Linked DNA regions of Homo sapiens: region 2 is linked to region 1. A link is a contact called in ENCODE Hi-C or POLR2A ChIA-PET data. All regions are on one chromosome and are shown on one strand. The core of a region is the stretch at or near the end of the contact, and the rest is flanking DNA. Distances in the headings are between cores, read along the strand shown. Region 1 has its middle 39 kb from the start of SOST. Region 2 holds the start of ASB16-AS1 (ASB16 antisense RNA 1).

Region 1 (5,426 bases), core at 2,218-4,717:
GATCAGAAGTGCTAGGCGTTGCAATTTAAAATAATGGGGTCTGGAAAGCCACCCTGAGAAGGGCCAATGGAGCTATGCCCAGCCTGTGGTATCCTTCCTCAGGCAGGGGACTGTACCCCCAGCTTACAAGCCTTTTCGAGGCACCTTCAGGGTTTGAGCCCAAAATGCACTGCACATTAAGTGTTATTGATGGGCTTGTGGAAATCTGCTCTCCGTCAGGCTCTGATGAAACTTTTCCAACAGGAGACTGAACTCAGTACTGGGCATGGCCCCCTGCACATAGTAAGTCCACAGCAAATGTGTGTGGGGTGAATACTGTCTTCTTTATCCTCCCTTTTTCTACTCCAGTCCAGGTAGACGGTGTATCTACCCACCCAATTTTGCTGTTTCTGGTACCCTCAGTGGGTCTTGCCTGCTCTTCCTCCTTGAAATCATTACTCAGAGGTCTCCGTGTCAGCTCCAGACAGATGGGCCTGGTGCTCCTTTATCTCAATACAATTCCCCCGCTCCCAGGCTCCAGGGGAAATCCTGAGCTAACTTTGGTCTTTCCTAAACTCCACACTTCCCTTTGGGCACCTCTTTCCCCATTGCGGGGCTCCCTTTCAGAATTTGCTGCTTTATTTATTTATTTATTTTTGTCAGAGGTGCATTAATGATGCTTTATTTAAAAACAAAAAACTTGGCCAGGCGCGGTGGCTTATGCCTGTAATCCCAGCACTTTGGGAGGCTGAGGTGGGCGGATCACAAGGTCAGGAGATCAAGACCATCCAGACCAACATGGTGAAACCCAGTCTGTACTAAAAATACAAAAAAAAAAAAAAAAAAAAATCAGCCGGGCGTGGCACATGCCTGTAATTCCAGCTACTCAGGAGGCTGAGGCAGGAGAATCACTTGAACCCGGGAGGCAGAGGTTGCAGTGAGCCGAGATTGGGCCACTGCACTCCAGCCTGGGTGACAGAGCGAGACTCCATCTCAAACAAAAAAACACCACAAATAAATAAAAAATAAAAACAAAAAACCAAAAACAGTCCATTCCATGTCGTGTTGAAACTGATCAGTGTAAGTTAAATGGTGGTTTTTAGGCTGGACCCATGATTTAAGCTGTACCCATCCAGCTCAAACTGAAAAAAAAAAAAATCATTTGAATGTTAAAGCAATCGTTCAGAGTCTTCAAGAAGAAACCAGGCAGGAAAATGCCAATAATGATGACTGGCAAAATCAAAATCTAAAACAAATAAACTGTTTATCAAGCTGCCGACAGAAAAAGAAATCTTGCATGGAGACTACAAGTCTGGATTTTCTGGGATGAAATTGTACAGGAATCTCAGTCTACAGTTTCCTCAATCGCTGTGGAGATGGAGCTGTCACTGAATCTGACAGAGCCCTGCACTCCCCAGTCCGCCGACCCTTTCTGTAATCCAGTCTTCACTGTAGCCTGAGGAACTATTTCAACCTGCTCCTTTTTTATCTTCTTCTTTGGCACAACCTCAGTGGACTTCTCTGATTCAGAACAAGTTCTAATTGATCTTCTCTGTTGCTTCTTTTCTACTGAGCCTGTAGAACCAGATGTTGCTTCAAGAGATGATATATTCTGCATTGGCTTTTCATTTCTCTGGTTTGGTTTAGAAATTATAAGCCTGTCTTGCCCCCTGACACTTATTTCTGTTTTGTTACCAATTCCCTTTGTTGAATAAACAAATTAATTTCCCATCCTCTGTAGCATTCTGAAGAGCAAACACTTCTTCAATTTTCACAGCTGGAGACATGTTACACTTCTGCAAATCCAGGCTCCCTTTGTGCATTGTAATGGAAGCTGGTAGGATTTCCTTGCTGCCACAGTTTTCCAGGCTATTTTAACAGGAGGTGGCTCTTCCTCGTCCGCGCTTGTGTGCTGCCTCGGGCTGTGTCTCCAAATGTCAGTACTTGAGAGTGAGGAGGCCACCTCCCCTGCATTGATCTGTTCTGGCTGAGTTTAAAGCACAGATCTTGGTCATCAGGTTTTTTTAACTTCGGCTTTGGAGACAACATTCTTTTTTTTTTTTTTTTTAGATGGAGTCTCGCTCTGTCGCCCAGGCTGGAATGCAGTGGTGCGATCTCCGGTTCATGCCATTCTCCTGCCTCAGCCTCCCAAGTACCTGGGATTACAGGCGCCCACCACCATGCCCGGCTAATTTTTTTGTATTTTTTTAGTAGAGACGGGGTTTCACCGTGTTAGCCAGGATGGTCTCAATCTCCTGACCTTGTGATCCGCCCGCCTGGGCCTCCCAAAGTGCTGGGATTACAGACGTGAGCCACCGCGCCCGGCCCCAACATTCTTTTTTGCTTGGGATAAACCCTCTTCAGGCTGTTAATCAATATAGATAAAAGTATACTGTTCTATTCTTTCTTCTCAAGTCATTTTCAATGCTTTCTCTGCATGGGCAATGCCAAAATCCCATTGAGCATGTTCTCTCTGAGGTCAGGGTTTCCAAATCTTTTGTTTCTCAGAGTGATTGCTGGCTTGTTTGGTTGCCTCAGCCAGTAATTCTTCATACCGCTTATGACCTTTATACTCCTGTACCCATTTTTCATGAACCCACACCCTCTCTGGCTGTTTGCTAAAACACTGGACATGATATTTTCGGGCACCTCCTGTGTTAATTTTGGTATGAACCTCCAGCTGGGGATCACTTCAATCCATACAAGGCCAGCACGGATAGGTTCCCACCTTGGACCACACAAGATCACCAACTTGAAACTTAACACCAGTGGACACTTCTGTTGTTGGAACAGAAGATAGTATTGGCTGAACTGGGGCTTCCTCTTTTAGTACTGGATCTTCCCTTGGTTTTTCTGATATGGTGTGAACCCTCTCATTTGGTCTATTTTGTTCCTCTGGTTCTAATTTGGGGATTTTGTGTGACTTGCGCTCTTCAGATCTTGATGAGTCATGCTTTTTGGGTTTTTTCCTCTTTTCTTTTCTGCTTTCATGCTTTGACTTCGTGTGCTCACTTGCCTGTACTTCATTTAAAAGGTCTCCACAAAGGGAAGACTTGAACAATTCCCTGCCATTCTGGATAGTTTTGGTTATTTTTAGTTTAACTTCAGGTGAGCCACTCTTCTTTGGAATCACAGTTTGTGGTACCGAAGTGGTGGCTGTGGAGGGGAAGGGTTTTCTAGAATTTAATGTGGTCTTCTGTTTAGAATTTCTGAATGGTAATAGTCAGTGGGGCTAAAGTTTCTAGCTGCGCCAAAGTCATTGGCTGACCCATTAGGATATTGATTATGCGACTGGTATTTGGTTTGAATTTCATACATGCTGATTGATGGCAGGTAGCCATTTGTGAGTGGAGGAAGATCTGTTGTAGGTGAGTATTGAAAGCTTTGCTGCAAGGTAGCTTCGTATGGTGTCTGGCCACCATCTTCAGCAATGTCAATTTTGTTATCAAAGGCATCCTCCTGACGGATGCTGGCGGAGTCAGTGAGTTGAGGTGGTTGTTGAACTGTGTTTCCCGTGATCCCTTGCATGAAAGAGAAAGAGAAATCCATTGTTCTGCTCCAGCATTCTTAACTTTCCCTTTCTCTCATCGGGCCTTCAGTTTGTCCCGTTCTAACCGCCCGGCCGTCTCAATGCGATCACAGGAGGGACACGGAGATCGAGGAGGGCCACAGCCGGACCAGGCCAGGCGTGCTGCGGCAGGAGGAAGGCTCCGGAGGTGGGGTGGGAAGGGGAGGCCGAGAGACGGGTGTCGCCGCGCCCCCGCTGCCGCCAGAGAGGAGCCTACGGCTGGCAGCCTGGCCTGGGCAGCAGGGTCCTCGGCGCTCGGCTGGGAAATCGCACGTCTCTCCGCGGTGACCTGTGCACAGCCCCTGGGCCTCCGCCTCCGTGCTGGCAGCCTCCGCCTCAGCGCACAAAGCCCCGTCACCCCGACTCTCGGGGCGCCGCCGCCGCCAAATCCTCAGCCCCTCCCTCATTGGCCGCGGCGTCTGCCGGGAAGTGCAGTCCCGGGTTTGGGGCGATGGAGCCCAGGAGGAAGCGGCGAGTCAGCGCGGCGGAAAGGGCGGAGGGGACGGAGGGGGCGGAGGGGACGAACCACGAACGCCCGCGGCCGCGAGGGTCTGGACGACAAAGGAGAGACTAGGCGAGAGGGCTTGTTGCTTTTTTTTTTTTTTTTTTTTTTTTTTTTTTTTTTGAGACGGAGTCTCGCTCTGTCACCCAGGCTGGAGTGCAATGGCGCGATCTCGGCTCGCTGCAACCTCCGCCTCCCGGGTTCAAGCGATTCTCCTGCTTCAGCCTCCGAGGAGCTGGGATTACGGGGGCGCGCCTCCACGCCCAGCTAATTCTTTGTACTTTTAGTAGAGATGGGGTTTCACCATGTTGGCCAGGCTGGTATCGAACTCCTGACCTCGCGATCCACCCGCCTTGGTGTTGCACTTTTATAACTCTTTTTACCTTCTCACCAAACTAGCATTTAGGAAAAAAAAAAAATCAACAAAAACAAAACAAAAAAACCAAAAACCTCTATCAGTCATTTACACGTTAGTTGGAAATAATTTAGACCAGTGTGGCTCTCCTTCGCAGAACACATTCAGTCCTCTGTGATTATTAGAAGCAAGGTTCACCTTTTGATCTTGGTTAAAGAAATTTCAGGCTAAATTTCTGGGGAGGAGATGTATTTCAGGTTCCAGGATCCCAGAATTGCTCTGCACAAGTCACAGCCATCCTTGTTCCCTGAAGTCTCTGTTGGCTGCACCATGTCTGCTGCTCCTTTATGAGTGGTTTTGGGAGAGGCCAGGCTGAGCTCTTACTAGCTCCTTGCAACAAAACAAGCGAATGTGAAAAGTCTTAAACACTCAGCTTTCTGGTCAGAGGAAATCCCAAAATCAGCATGACTCAGGATTTTAAGTGCCCCATAGAGTGTCCAAGAGAAGAAACCTAGGAGTCTAGGGTCTTTCAAAACCCCAAAGTTAAAACCTTTTATCACCCTTTCCTGACCTTCCTGGCTTAGGATTTTAGGCAGCCTCTTGGAGGCCTCCCTTGCCTGGGGCACACTTGGCCATAAACCCATTCATTCAGCCCTACTGATTTAGTGCCCATTATGTGCCAGGCAGAGGAAAAGTAGAAATGGTAGGATCTATCTTCAAGGGGCTCAAAGTCTGCAGGAAACAGGATCCGCTAACAAATTAGAGCACAAGGGTGTGCCGAGTGCTATAATAGCAGTGTGGGTTGCTGTTGAGAAAATACAGAGGAGGGTACCACCAGGGAGCTTCTATGAGTTGAGCTGAGCCTTGAAGGTTGAAGAGGCATTTCTCACATAGAGAAGACGAAATAGTGCCCTGATTGTATACTAGGAATGAAAACACCAAGTGCTTACCAAGCTCAGATAGGTAACGTAAATGAATGGAGTAGGTGAGTAAAGTAGCAGGGATTGTCAGCGGTGGTGGGG
Region 2 (5,354 bases), core at 273-2,772, 470 kb after region 1:
TGCCACTGTGCCTAGCTATGTTTATTTTACCACAATGAAAGGACTTACAAAAAAGAAGCTAGACACCGAAGAGGATACACAGTTGGATTCCATTTATAGCAAGTACAAAAACAGGAAAAACTAATGTATGGTGACAGACGTCAGAATAGTGATTACTCTTTGGAGGTTAATGGCTAGAAGAAGACATGAAGGGGGAGATTCTGGGGTAATTCTTTCTTTTTTTTTTTTTTCCTGAGACAGAGTCTCGCTCTGTCACCCCAGCTGGCGTGCAGTGGCTCCATCTCAGCTCACTGCAACCTCCGCCTCCCAGGTTCAAGCCATTCTCCTGCCTCAGCCTTCTGAGTAGCCAGGATTACAGGCGTGCGCCACCACGCCCGGCTAATTTTTGTATTTTTAGTAGAGACGGGATTTCACCATGTTACCCAGGCTGGTCTTGAACTCCTGACCTTGTGATCCGCCTGCCTTAGCCTCCTAACGTGTTGGGATTACAGGCGTGAGCCACCGCGCCAGTCCTAATTATCTATTTCTTGATCTAAGTGCTACTTCTGCCAGTGTTCAGTTGGTAGAAGCCACCGAGCTTTTTGCTTATGTTTGCCCCTGTCTGGATTATTTATCCTTTAATCAGTAGTTCTCCAAAACCCCAAACTCCAGCGCTTTTTTTTTTTTTTTTGGAGACAAGGCCTCCCTGTCGGGTGCAATGCAGTGGCTCAGATCATAGCTCACTGCAGCCTCGAACTCCTGAGCTCAAGCGATCCTCCCACCTCTGCCTCCCAAAGCGGTGGGATTACAAGAGTAAGCCACTCCCCCCGGCCACAGTAAGTTTTTAGAAAAAATTTTAATTGCGGCCGAGCGCGGTAGCTCACGCCTGTAATGCCAGCACTTTGGGAGGCCGAGACGGGGGCGGATCACCTGAGGTCGGGAGTTCGAGACCAGCCTGACCAACATGGAGAAACCCTGTCTCTACTAAAATACAAAATTAGCGGGGCGTGGTGGCGCATGCCTGTAATCCCAGCTACTCGGCAGGCTGAGGCAAAAGAATCGCTTGAACCCGGGGGGGCGGAGGTTGCAGTGAGCCGAGATCGCGCCATTGCACTCCAGCCTGGGCAACAAGAGCGGAACTCCCGTCTCAAAAAAGAAAAAATTTTAACTGCAAAAATCTGGATAAGTTCTTGAAAGCTGGACTTTTCCCCCTTTTTGTGTCCTAAGCCTGCGCCGAATCTGTGCCTTCTTTGAAATGCTTTCCCGCCTTCTTTCTCCGGGTCCCACACTACCTGGGGCCGCACTCTTCAAGCACTGGATGCTGACTAACTGGTCTCCTTATCTGTCTTCCCGACTGGCCCAGAGCTGAGTTCTTACTAATCCCCGCTAACCTGGAGTTAGGTGCGCGTTGCAAAGCAGTAACGAATCCAATCAGCCGGGGAGGCAGACAGCAGGGCCGGAAGAACAAAGCTGGAAAGGGAAACGTCGCACCGGCTCTGCCCAGCGGCGCCAGCCCGGGCAACCTTCCGCAGTCGCGAAGCCACGCCCCTTTCCCAAGTACCTCCGCGCTAACTCCTCCCCCCTGGCCCCGCCTCTCACCCTGGATTGCCTAAGGCCCCGCCCACCAGGCGTGGCCCCGCTCTGGGAGGGCCGCAATCCCGCCAACAATGACTCCACCCCTCCTTCCGCTGAGAAACCTGTCCCTTTTATTTAAAGAATACCTTTTACGTCAGCCCGTCTTACGCAGCTTCGCGTCATCAGTGCAAGGCGCGGAGGCGGGACTTCCTGTCCCTGGTATAACAGCTTCCGGGAGAAGCCGGAAGAGACCGGACCCTGAACAGAATCGCAGATTGCCAGCCCTTTTCCCGACCCCTACGGAAAGACGAGTCCAGGGGCCGTCCTGGCGAGGTCAAAACATTTAGTCTGGTCTTTTCAGGTGAGGACTTCCCCATCCAGGCACAGTGCCGGTCCAATCCCCCTTTAATTTCCCATGACTCCTCGCGTCCTGAAGCCCCGCCCCCAGTTCCCCAGCCCCGCCCCGAAGTTTGAGGGGTGTGGACGGTTTGTGACCCCCTTAGCCGACCCTACTCCTCACTGGCCGGGACAACTGGTCTTATCACGGAGGCTGGGGCCAGGCAGCCCTTCGGTTCGGGTGGGCCCATGGACCCCAGTCCAACGCCGAGGGAATAGGACCATCCAAAAGCGGAACCTTCGCCTCAGAAAAAGGGTGCGGGACCCCTCCTCACCGTGCGGTCACGGTACGGACAGGGTAGATCACAGGCTGAGGGACAGAGCAAAGACCCCTGAGGCCGGACACCTGGGGTCCTGCCGGGCCCCTCCCCACGAGAGTTCCCTGTGTCTGTGCCAATCGTTTTCGTCTTTCTTTGCCGCAGTTTCTTTTCCTGTAAATCATGGTTAATAACATTAACCTTCTTACCATCAGGGGTTAGTTGTGGTTGTGATAAATAATTACTACCGTTATTAAGCAATTGCAATTTGCAGTGTGCCAGGCACTGTGCCAAGTATTTTGCTTCGATGATTTCACGTCATCTTCAAAACAACCTCATGAGGTAGGTACTGTTTTTAACCCCATTTTACTGATGAGAAAGCTGAGGCTCTGAGAAAGTTGTCTGAGGTGTTATAGCTAGTAAGACGCAAGACTGGGGTTATAATTAGTTGTTTTTCTAACTCCAGGGCCGGTATATTAAATAAGGATGTTGATGTGTTCCACAGATAATTCTTTGAGCAACTACTGGGGCATTATATTGGACACTTCAGTACCAAGAGAAATACATACGATCCTTGTCTACCAGGAGTCTAATAGAAAGATGGACAGGTACATAAGTATAATGAAGTTTTATAGGTGCTGTGAGAATAGTCTGATAATGGTAATCACCAGACTGGATTTGCCCAGGGACAGCTGTGAAAGCAGCAGATTCTCCAAGGGAAATAGTAGGTACTCCAAGGAGCAAGCAGGGACCCTTCCTGCCTTTCTAAGAAACTGCAGCAGCAGAACCTTCACAGTGAAAGAAGAGAGACTGAGATATGGATTGTGAGAGCTGTTATGGAATCTTTTTCAAATCACTCCACTTGGGGAGTGGTCATTGCAGGAGTGGGCCCATGGTGACCCAGGAAGGTGGTGCTTCTGGTGTCTGTCCCAAGTTGCTCCCCAGGGCTTGCCAGAAGTTTCAGAGGCGGCACATAATGTCTGCTGCATAGTATCTGCCCGCGGTCCCTACAGAGTTATCGTTTTAGATTTGTCTGACTCTGCTTTTGATGGTAGGTCAGTTTTCTTTGGCTCTTGACATCTGGCAGCCTGGATCTGTGACCAGGAATGAAATAGGCTCAAATGAGACAATCTGGCAGGGATGGCTAAACAGTGCTTCCAGGGGGGCCCCACAGTAAAATATTCCAGGCTTTTGGGTCTCTCTGAAGCCACTTTGGAGGCTGCTTAGGAGGCATATTTGCTTGACCAAGCGATAGAAATCCTAGAGAAACTCAGGCCTCAGCAAAGATTTTTCCTCATTCACCAAAAAAGCAACAACAGTAGCAGCAGCAGCAAGGCTGTGGGCTTTTCCTGCTGATCCACACTCATTGGGAAGTTGGAGTTTGAGAGAGGAAGGTCACAGAACGTGAAAGCAAGAGTTTCACAATAGAGGCAAAGGGTAGGGTAGGTCTTTAGGTTTAGGTTGGGGTGCCGGAATTAGGAAGGTTTGTGCCCCCTTCTACACAACACTGAACTCCTTTTTTTTTTTTTTCAGGGCTGGGTCAGTTAGAACCTAAACAAACTAGAGACCTGGTTGCAACCCCTCAGGCTCTGCTGATGCTGTCCCCCTTTGTTCCTGCAGCGTGGACCCTGCCAGCAGCCAGGCCATGGAGCTCTCTGATGTCACCCTCATTGAGGGTGTGGGTAATGAGGTGATGGTGGTGGCAGGTGTGGTGGTGCTGATTCTAGCCTTGGTCCTAGCTTGGCTCTCTACCTACGTAGCAGACAGCGGTAGCAACCAGCTCCTGGGCGCTATTGTGTCAGCAGGCGACACATCCGTCCTCCACCTGGGGCATGTGGACCACCTGGTGGCAGGCCAAGGCAACCCCGAGCCAACTGAACTCCCCCATCCATCAGAGGGTAATGATGAGAAGGCTGAAGAGGCGGGTGAAGGTCGGGGAGACTCCACTGGGGAGGCTGGAGCTGGGGGTGGTGTTGAGCCCAGCCTTGAGCATCTCCTTGACATCCAAGGCCTGCCCAAAAGACAAGCAGGTGCAGGCAGCAGCAGTCCAGAGGCCCCCCTGAGATCTGAGGATAGCACCTGCCTCCCTCCCAGCCCTGGCCTCATCACTGTGCGGCTCAAATTCCTCAATGATACCGAGGAGCTGGCTGTGGCTAGGCCAGAGGATACCGTGGGTGCCCTGAAGAGGTGAGTGGCCTGGGAAGTGGGAAGCTGCTTGTGCTCATCCCCCAGCCCTTGGTTGCCTCTAAGGAGGCTGGTGCAGACATGGGAGCTGCAGCAAAGTGTAAGATCCAGCCCCTACCAAGGGCAGGTAGATACTTTCTTAGAAATACACCCTTCAGGCCGGGTGCAGTGGCTCCCGGGACTTTGGGAGGCCGAGGCGGGTGCATCACGAGGTTAGGAGTTCGAGACCAGCCTGACCAACATGGTGAAACCCCATCTCTACTAAACATACAAAAATCAGCCGGGCGTGGTGGCGCACGCCTGCAATCCCAGCTACTCAGGAGGCTGAGGCAGGAGAATCGCTTGAACCCAGGAGGTGGAGGTTGCAGTGAGCCGAGATTGCGCCACTGCACTCCAGCCTGGGCGACAGAGTGAGACTCCATCTAAAAAAACAAAACAAACAAATACACCCCTCATTAGTTAAGGATAAAGATGAGGGGGGCCTGTCGCGGTGGCTCACGCCTGTAATCCCAGCACTTTGGGAGGCCAAGGCGGGCAGATCACAAGGTCAAGATATCAAGACCATCCTGGCCAGCATGGTGAAACCCTGTCTCTACTAAAAAAAAAAATACAAAAATTAGCTGGGCATGGTGGCGCACTCCTGTAGTCCCAGCTACTCGGGAGGGTGAGGCAGGAGAATTGCTTGAACCCGGGAGGCAGAGGTTGCAGTGAGCCGAGATCGCGCCACTGCACTCCAGCCTGGCAACAGAGTGAGACTCCGTCTCAAAAAAAAAAAAAAAAAAAAAAGGATAAAGATGAGGGAAAAAAAAATCCACCCTCCAGTTTTTCCCCACTCCCCTGCTTTGTTGGTCCAGGCCTGTTTGCCTTCTCATTCCTCACCCTCTATCTTTTCTTCCATGTCTTTCATCCTTACAGCAAATACTTCCCTGGACAAGAAAGCCAGATGAAACTGATCTACCAGGG

What was found. A loop is a pair of places that touch in the nucleus more often than their neighbours do. ChIA-PET counts read pairs that join two places held with the same protein, here RNA polymerase II (POLR2A). Pooled maps may share reads with other maps.
Region 2: a map of naive thymus-derived CD4-positive, alpha-beta T cell shows a loop between it and region 1 (22-fold over the local background). The contact joins the promoter of ASB16-AS1 here to the enhancer-like site in region 1. A Hi-C loop is called at or near these places in 1 of 168 maps with a recorded cell type or tissue (naive thymus-derived CD4-positive, alpha-beta T cell) and 5 of 50 pooled maps. POLR2A ChIA-PET finds 5 or more read pairs at or near these places in 1 of 52 experiments (naive thymus-derived CD8-positive, alpha-beta T cell).

What each region holds. Positions count from the first base shown.
Region 1 is chr17:43,716,909-43,722,334 of GRCh38, forward strand. It overlaps the pseudogene WHSC1L2P. Among named protein-coding and RNA genes, the nearest start is that of SOST, 39 kb to the right of the region's middle. RefSeq lists an enhancer at 1,652-2,256 and silencers at 3,696-3,765, 3,796-3,905, 4,056-4,115. Within about 2 kb of position 3,468, at least 34 of the 41 ENCODE cell types and tissues checked have a DNase peak (open chromatin) inside an H3K27ac peak, as active enhancers do.
Region 2 is chr17:44,185,195-44,190,548 of GRCh38, forward strand. It overlaps ASB16-AS1 (ASB16 antisense RNA 1), which reads right to left and starts at 1,523. Exons shown (of 3, transcript NR_049730.1): 1 at 1,371-1,523. TMUB2 (transmembrane and ubiquitin like domain containing 2) reads left to right here and starts at 1,778. Exons shown (of 4, transcript NM_001076674.3): 1 at 1,778-1,915; 2 at 2,482-2,549; 3 at 3,828-4,394; 4 at 5,307-5,354. The coding sequence starts at 2,515. RefSeq lists an enhancer at 1,102-1,636.